Linked DNA regions of Homo sapiens: region 1 is linked to region 2. The links are chromatin contacts, found by POLR2A ChIA-PET in ENCODE. All regions are on one chromosome and are shown on one strand. Each heading gives the region's core, a stretch centred on a gene start or an enhancer-like site at or near the end of the contact. The rest is flanking DNA. Distances are from core to core; before and after follow the strand shown. Region 1 overlaps SLC7A6 (solute carrier family 7 member 6). Region 2 holds the start of GFOD2 (Gfo/Idh/MocA-like oxidoreductase domain containing 2).

Evidence for each region. ChIA-PET counts read pairs that join two places held with the same protein, here RNA polymerase II (POLR2A).
Region 1: POLR2A ChIA-PET joins it to region 2 with 11 read pairs in B cell. The contact joins the enhancer-like site here to the promoter of GFOD2 in region 2. POLR2A ChIA-PET finds 5 or more read pairs at or near these places in 2 of 52 experiments (B cell and HEK293).

The regions. Positions count from the first base shown.
Region 1 is chr16:68,283,427-68,286,794 of GRCh38, reverse strand. The region is part of intron 3 of SLC7A6 (solute carrier family 7 member 6); the gene reads right to left. It also overlaps the pseudogene RNU6-1262P. Among named protein-coding and RNA genes, the nearest start is that of SLC7A6, 21 kb to the right of the region's middle. RefSeq lists a silencer at 135-429 and an enhancer at 2,434-2,573. Within about 2 kb of position 1,757, at least 15 of the 41 ENCODE cell types and tissues checked have a DNase peak (open chromatin) inside an H3K27ac peak, as active enhancers do; they include B cell, where a contact is called at or near this core.
Region 2 is chr16:67,717,361-67,720,887 of GRCh38, reverse strand. It overlaps GFOD2 (Gfo/Idh/MocA-like oxidoreductase domain containing 2), which reads left to right and starts at 1,572. Exons shown (of 3, transcript NM_030819.4): 1 at 1,572-1,725. RefSeq lists silencers at 1,655-1,704, 1,765-1,814 and an enhancer at 2,175-2,254.

The sequences.
Region 1 (3,368 bases), core at 508-3,007, 570 kb before region 2:
CAATTCTCAATGAAGTCCATGGAGAAGCGCACCCACTCGAGTACTCCCTAGGCTCACGTGGCTTTAAGTTCTAGCTCCTCACACACTTCAGTGACATCTGGGCCCTGTGCTGAGAGCCCCGGCACTTTGCTCCTGCTAAACAATGACTGATCCATGGGGACGACATAAGAGCAATATCCAGCAGGAAGGAACGCAGTGACATCTGTGAGTACTGCCTCTAGCATACAAAAACAGAACTTTTATGTGCACCTCAAATCTTACTACAAAATCTTTTGGGCCCATCCTCTAGGCCAACTCCACTTACTCCTACCCACTTTGCACTCTCTCCTTCAGCCAGACTCTCTCTCTTACTCGTACCGTACACACACATAAAAAGAAATGTCCTCCCCTCCTCTTCCTGCCATAGCCAACAGCAACTCCCAGTCAAGGTCTAGTTCAGCCCCCACTTCCTCTTCCTCTGTAAAACCTTCTCTGAATACACCACCCCACCCCTCTCTGAGCTCTTTCTCTCCTGAACCACATGGCATTCCTGCTTCTTAGCACAGGTTAGTGTCTATGCTATCATCATGTAGACACCTGTCTCAAGTCTCTCCCTCAGGTGATTGGGTCATGCTTCTCCCAAGATCACAAATTCTCAGAAGGTAACAGCAGTATATCATTTTATTTTCCTTCTTTCCTTCTTTTTTTTTTTTTTTTTTTTTTTGAGACAGGGTCTTGCTCTGTCACCCAGGCTGGAGTGGGTGCGATCACAGCTCACTGCAGCCTCGATGTCCAGGGCTCAAGTGATCTTCCCACCTCAACCTCCTATTAGCTGGGACCACAGGTGCACACCACCACACCCAGCTAATTAAAAAAAAATTATTTTGTAGAGACAGGGGTCTTGCTGTATTGTCCAGGCTGGTCTGGAACTCCTGGGCTCAAGCAATCCTCCTGCCTCAGCCTCCCATATTAGGATTACAGGCATGAGCCACTATGCCTGGCCACGTTGTTTTCTTAAGCTCATCACCAAGCAAAGAGGGGCACTGATAAACCCTGGTTGGAACCAAGGTGGTAAGATTTTCACTCTAACTTCCAATTCCCTGGAGCAAGGCAAATTGTCAGAAAGTTGGATATTCTTCCATTCAAATGGAGAGAAGTGCCTATGGCCAGCCTGTGAAAATGAACACAGGTGGCAGGTGCCAGGCTCAATGGCTTCAAAGAGCTTTCACTCAGTACACTGGCCAGTAACACAGGTGCTTACTAGTCAATCATGATGTGGGAGTAGGGGGACAGTGGTCAAATGGGAGGGGAGAAGCAGCCCAAAGAAATGCATGCTGCTGGCAGGTCTTCCCAGGGACCTACCCTGATGATCAAAGCTACCTGTATGGGGTTAAGCCTCAATCAGCTAACATAAGGATTACCTAGTTAATAGGTACCAGTAATCCATAGGCCCCTACACAGTACAGTAGCCATGTTTTGAAGTACCTGCCCAGCTCCTTCTTGGGAATTGCTCCCCCTTCCCTATCATGACTGATGGAGCCAGACACTGGACCCAAGTTGAGCCTGTTACATTGCCTCTCCCAGAAACACAGAGTTGGAATACCAAGAAACTGAATCTAACAGTAATGGGCAGAAGGGTCAGGAGCTACAGCAAGTGAAAGTCACATACAAGCCCTTAGTAACAAAGGGACAGAAACCATAAGTAAATAGAGGAAGGAAGCAGAACACAAAAAGAAGCAGAAGTGGGAGGGCATGCAGCTTAGACAAAAAGACAGACAGGGGGCCGGGGCAGCGGTGCACACCTGGAGTCCCAACTGTGTGGGAGGCTGAGGTGGGAGAACTGCCGAACCCAGGAGTCCGGGCCTATAGTGCACTGTAATAGCATCTGTGAATAGTCACTGCACTCCAGCCAGGGCAACAGAGTGAGAACTTGTCTCTAAAAAAAAAAAAAAAAAAGACGAGAAAATACACAGAAGAGACAGAGGGGTGAGAGATAAGAGACAAGGAGGCAGAGACAGAAGAGGATAAAAGGAGAGAAACACAAAAAGGTGGAAATAAACATGGAGAAAGAGACTGTCTGACAATATCCTGGCAGTGCTAACTGTGCTTCTGGTTTGCAGCTCCAAGGGGAAGAGAAGCTGATACACTCCTCAGACCCACTAACTGGCACTGGGTCTCACTTCTGATCCTTCTCCTTCCTTCTATCCTGCCATAAATGTCCTACAGGTTTGGTCCTCTCTGTGCACAGGTAAATATTACACACAGTGGAAATTCAACTATGTGCTAAACTAATGAATAAAGAAGGCTGCTTGTGGAAATGCCTGCAGAGTCCATTCCAATAGACCAGCTGGAAGGATACAAAAGCACCTGGTCAGAGTGGCTCCTCTGGGGAGAAAGACTAAAGCTGTGGAGAGGGAAGGAGACTTTTTCCACTCTGTGGTTTACCATGGTTTACCGTGAACATACGCCTCTTTCTAGATAAAAATAAAAATAGTTCGTGCTCACTTCAGCAGCACATATACTAAAATTGGAACGACGCAAAGAAGATTAGCATGGCCCCTGAAAATTTTTAAAAGAATTTGTTTAAAAATAAAAATGGTTCATTAGCAACAATGTAGCACCAGAAGGCAGAGCCAGGGTAGTGTGAAGCTAGGAGGCACCTAGGGCACAAAATTTAAGGAGGCACTCACTCTCAGGGGACCACATGCCGGAACCTGAGAGTGAGTACGCCCTTCAACGCTGACCCCAGGCACCTCGTTTGCCTCACCCTACTATCAGCCCTGCCAGAGAACAGAGAGCTCCTAGAACAGTCTGTCAAGCAGAAGCCAAGTCCCTTGACTGTTCTCCTGATTCTAATTAAGAAACAAAATTTCACCATCTGATCCTTACTCCTCTATTGCTTCCCAGAACTCCCAGCCCCCCTAGCTTACCATAAACTATCAGAGTTCAAACAAAGTCAACAACTGGGCCTTAAAGCCAGATGCTAAGATTCAGCTACCACAATTAAAACATCCAAGCCTTCCCTCTTCTCCTGATCTCATTTCCTTGCTGGACAAGCCTGCACCAAGGAGCGTGGGACCCACGTGAGGGTCTTCAAGGCTCTCTGGGAGCTTATTGCTGAGAAAGGAGTACTCAAATGGCAGATCCAAACTGAAAGCCAAAGCAGAAACAAATCCCCAAAGTCTCTGTGGCAGACATGGCTAGTTATCTTCCTCTATCTGTTCTTCCCTTTTTCATTCGTAATAGAAATTTTAGCTGAAGGCATGGCTGTCCAAAATAAAGCTGACATTGCCCAGCCTCTCCTGCAGGTAGGTACGGCTGTGCAACCAGGTTTTCTCCCGGGATGTATGCAAATATTTCATATAAGACCTCAGAAAGTGTCTTTAAAT
Region 2 (3,527 bases), core at 323-2,822:
AGTCACTGGAATTGGGAGGTTTGCCAGTAAATTAGGGGAGGTTTGCCAGTAAAAAAGTCACTGGAATTGGGAGGTGGTCCAGTAAATTAGGAAAACTGTCTTATGGATGTTCACAGTGATCGCCACCAGCTAATTAAAAGCTCAATCCTGTGTTAAAATGTGTTGCTTAACCCTGCACTTTCCAAACTTAAGTTACTACAGACTGTGTCACTCAGCAGAATCTTACAGGACTATTACTCTATAGAATGCTCTTAGGGAAGAGGTAGCATAAAGGGGAAAATATGGGTTTTAGATTAAGCATAAAGTCCTGGTTCTATATAAGTAAAGCCAGAGTAGGCTCATTTCCCCCTAGACTAGTGGTTCTCAACTGGGAATGATTTTGCTCCCAGGGAGACACTTGGCAATGTCTGGAGATATTTTTGGTAGTCACAACTGGGCTTGGGGTGCTACTGGCATCTACTGGGTAGAGCCAGGGATGCTGCCAAACATCCTACAATGCAGACAGCTCCCCCCACCCCTGCCCAACAAAGAATTATCAGGTCCAAAATGTCAATAGTGCCACTGTTGAGAAATCCTACTCAAGAAGAGTGGAACTCCGAACAATGACTAAGAAACAGATCAAACAGGCACATTTTGACTCTGCCTTCCTTCTGCCTGGCTCTAGAGGATCCAGGAGAGAAAGGATAAAATCCCATCAGAAGAGGGGGGGTTTAGGGGTTACAACTTCTCATCACTTTGGAAGCCTTCCATGCTCCTCACAGAGGTGGTAGGAGTCCTGTCTCCGCTCAAAGCAGGGATAGCTCTGCTGCTAGTTAGCATATCTCAGTAGGAACTGCCTCACGCTTAGGTCAGCTGACATATTCTGTCACCACAGGCTGCTCTGGAATGATGGCTGGGAGATCATCCTAATGCCAGCTGAGTGGGGATCTTGATACTCAGCAGGAGGGTCAGACAAGCAGGGACGGGGGCTCCCCATGCAGATACAAACCCCAATCACATTTCCTACACAGGCAGTTTTATTCTAAGGTCTAACGGCTTCCTTACTCTAGCGGATAGTTTGCTATTTGGTGGGGCATAGGCTTCAGTAAAGAGGCCAAGGGGACTGAGGTTACAGTCTTGAAGAGCACTGATATTTAAGGAACAATCAAAAAACATCCAGAGGAAGAGGAGCCCAGACAGGCACCTGAGAAAACGGAAAAACGAGTCACTGGGGGTCAGGGAGCCAGGAAGTCCGACGAGTTCGAGAGAACTGGCCTTCTGCAGATATGTCCTTGTCCAACACGAAACCGTCTTTCATTCCAGGACAACTGAGGCTACCCACAGCTACCAAAACCTGGTCCCTGACGCCGGTCAGCGGACCGGAGAGAAGCCAAGCTTAGGAAACTGCCGCCTCCGCCGCCGGAAATGAATAACCTGAGCCTCCTAGCCAGGCTGCTTAAGCTCCGCCCCCAAAAAGCGAGCATGCGCAGCTCCCGGCTACGGCCCCTCCCAGCGCAGGCCCATCCCCGTTATGGAGCATGCGCAGTCCTCCTGCCGTCCCGCCCCTCCCTTTCCAGAGCCCCCAGTTCCTTAGAAACCAGGCGGCGCGTTCCCGGTGGCGGCGCCCTGGACTCCCGGGCCCGCGCATCCCCGCCAGCCTTCCTTAAGGCGGATGGGTGGCCCCCGAGACCCCGTCGGACCCATGGTTTCCAGTGCAGCGCGGAGTGGGCGATGCCAGCGTGCCAGGTGAGAGGCGGCCACCGGTGGCGGGTGAGGGCGAAAGAGGGCATGGCGCGGCCGGGAGCGGGCGCCGACAGGGCCTTCTCCGCGGCCCGGCGCCGGAGGTTGGAGGCGTGGACCCGCAGAGCCGGGGTTGGAGGGGGCTTGTTCCAACTGCCTGCAGGCGCGTGGAGTGGAGGGTCGCCTTGGGATTCGCCCTTTCCACCGCAGAAATAGGACCCGCAGGCTTGGTGGTAGAATTATAGGATTTGGGATCCTGGAAGAACCTGAGACATAACCCATCCTTTTACCAGATGCAAAAACCTAGTCTCCCCCGCCCTGTGCCGAGCGGACCACCTGACTGTGTGAGGATGGACGCTTTGTGGATGAGGATGTGTGAGGTGTAGAAGCTCAGACAAAGGGCTCGTGGGGTAGCTGGTTCGTCCCCTTTCAGAATGAGATGGGACTTTTGGGGATAAATCTTTAAGAAACGGGTGTTCAGTTGACAGGTGGAAGAAGGGACACCCCAGAAGGTGCGAGTGGCTCTGCCAGCTCCCATGTGCCCTATGGCCACGTCTCAATGGCCCTGGCCTACCTTTGTATTTGTAGCTCTGGAAGGAAGCAGATGGACTTGAGACAAAAGGTGAAGTGAGGTCTTCCCATCAAGGCCCTATCACACTTAAAAGGTGAGGGAGGAAGAGTGGACAGGGACATGAGGGCTTGGGAATGGTTGTGTGAAGAGTTTACCCTCCAGACTACAGCACGATCTAAAGAACAAGGCAGGATAGAAGAGTTGAAAGCTGTATTGGATAGGCATCAGGGAAGCTTATTTAACTGTCTTATTTATGTTCATTGTTCCCATAATGTTATCCTGAGGGCAAGAAAGTGGATGTCCTTTTAAATGTCCAGAAAGAACTAGGGCAGGGCACCACCTTTGTGATCTGTGGGGCCCAAAAGCCTCTAAAGGAATAGCCCTTAGTGTGTGGCCCTTAAGTTGAAGGGAACAGCATTTAATTTAGAAAAGGAAGGCACTTAAATTTATTGTGATATGGAGCAATATAGAGAAGATGGTTGTTTTTGAGTCGGGGAAGCTAGATTCATTCTTGATAAGGAAACTTATTTCCTTCTGGAAAGCTACACTAGAGAACAAAAGAGTTTTAAGGCCATCCATTTTACAGGAAACGTGAAAAAATTAACTGCTTTGGGATTGGGAGTTTAGAGAACCTGCCTGGACCAAGAGAGGAAATTTTCAACAGACGGTTCTGTTGGTCGAATCCTTATTTCACAGATAAAGATTCTGTTGTGAGAGGTTATCTCTTACCACCTGGTTTTCCCACTTTGCCATGGAATAATCATTGGTCTGGGTCTAATTCTCTATCTATCTATCTATCTATCTATCGAGACGGAGTCTCACTCTGTCACCCAGACTGGAGTGCAGTGGTGCGATCTCGGCTCACTGCAATCTCCGCCTCCCAGGTTCAAGCGATTCTCTGGCCTCAACCTCCTGAGTAGCTGGGACTACAGGCATGTACCACCACGCCCAGCTAATTTTTGTATGTTTAGTAGAGAAGGGGTTTCACCATGTTGGCCAGGCTGGTCTTGAACTCCTGACCTCAGATGATCTGCCTGCCTTGGCCTCCCAAAGTGCTGGGATAACAGGTGTGAGCCACCACACCCAGCCCTCATTATTATTTTTATTTGCTAGGGCAATTGCTATCTGATTTCTATAGTAATACTAGAACACATTGGTAGTAGAACTAGCAATTTTTTAGAAAGCCTCCTCTGACCCAAAACTTAAAAATTAGAACTATGTGATTTTTAAAAGATGG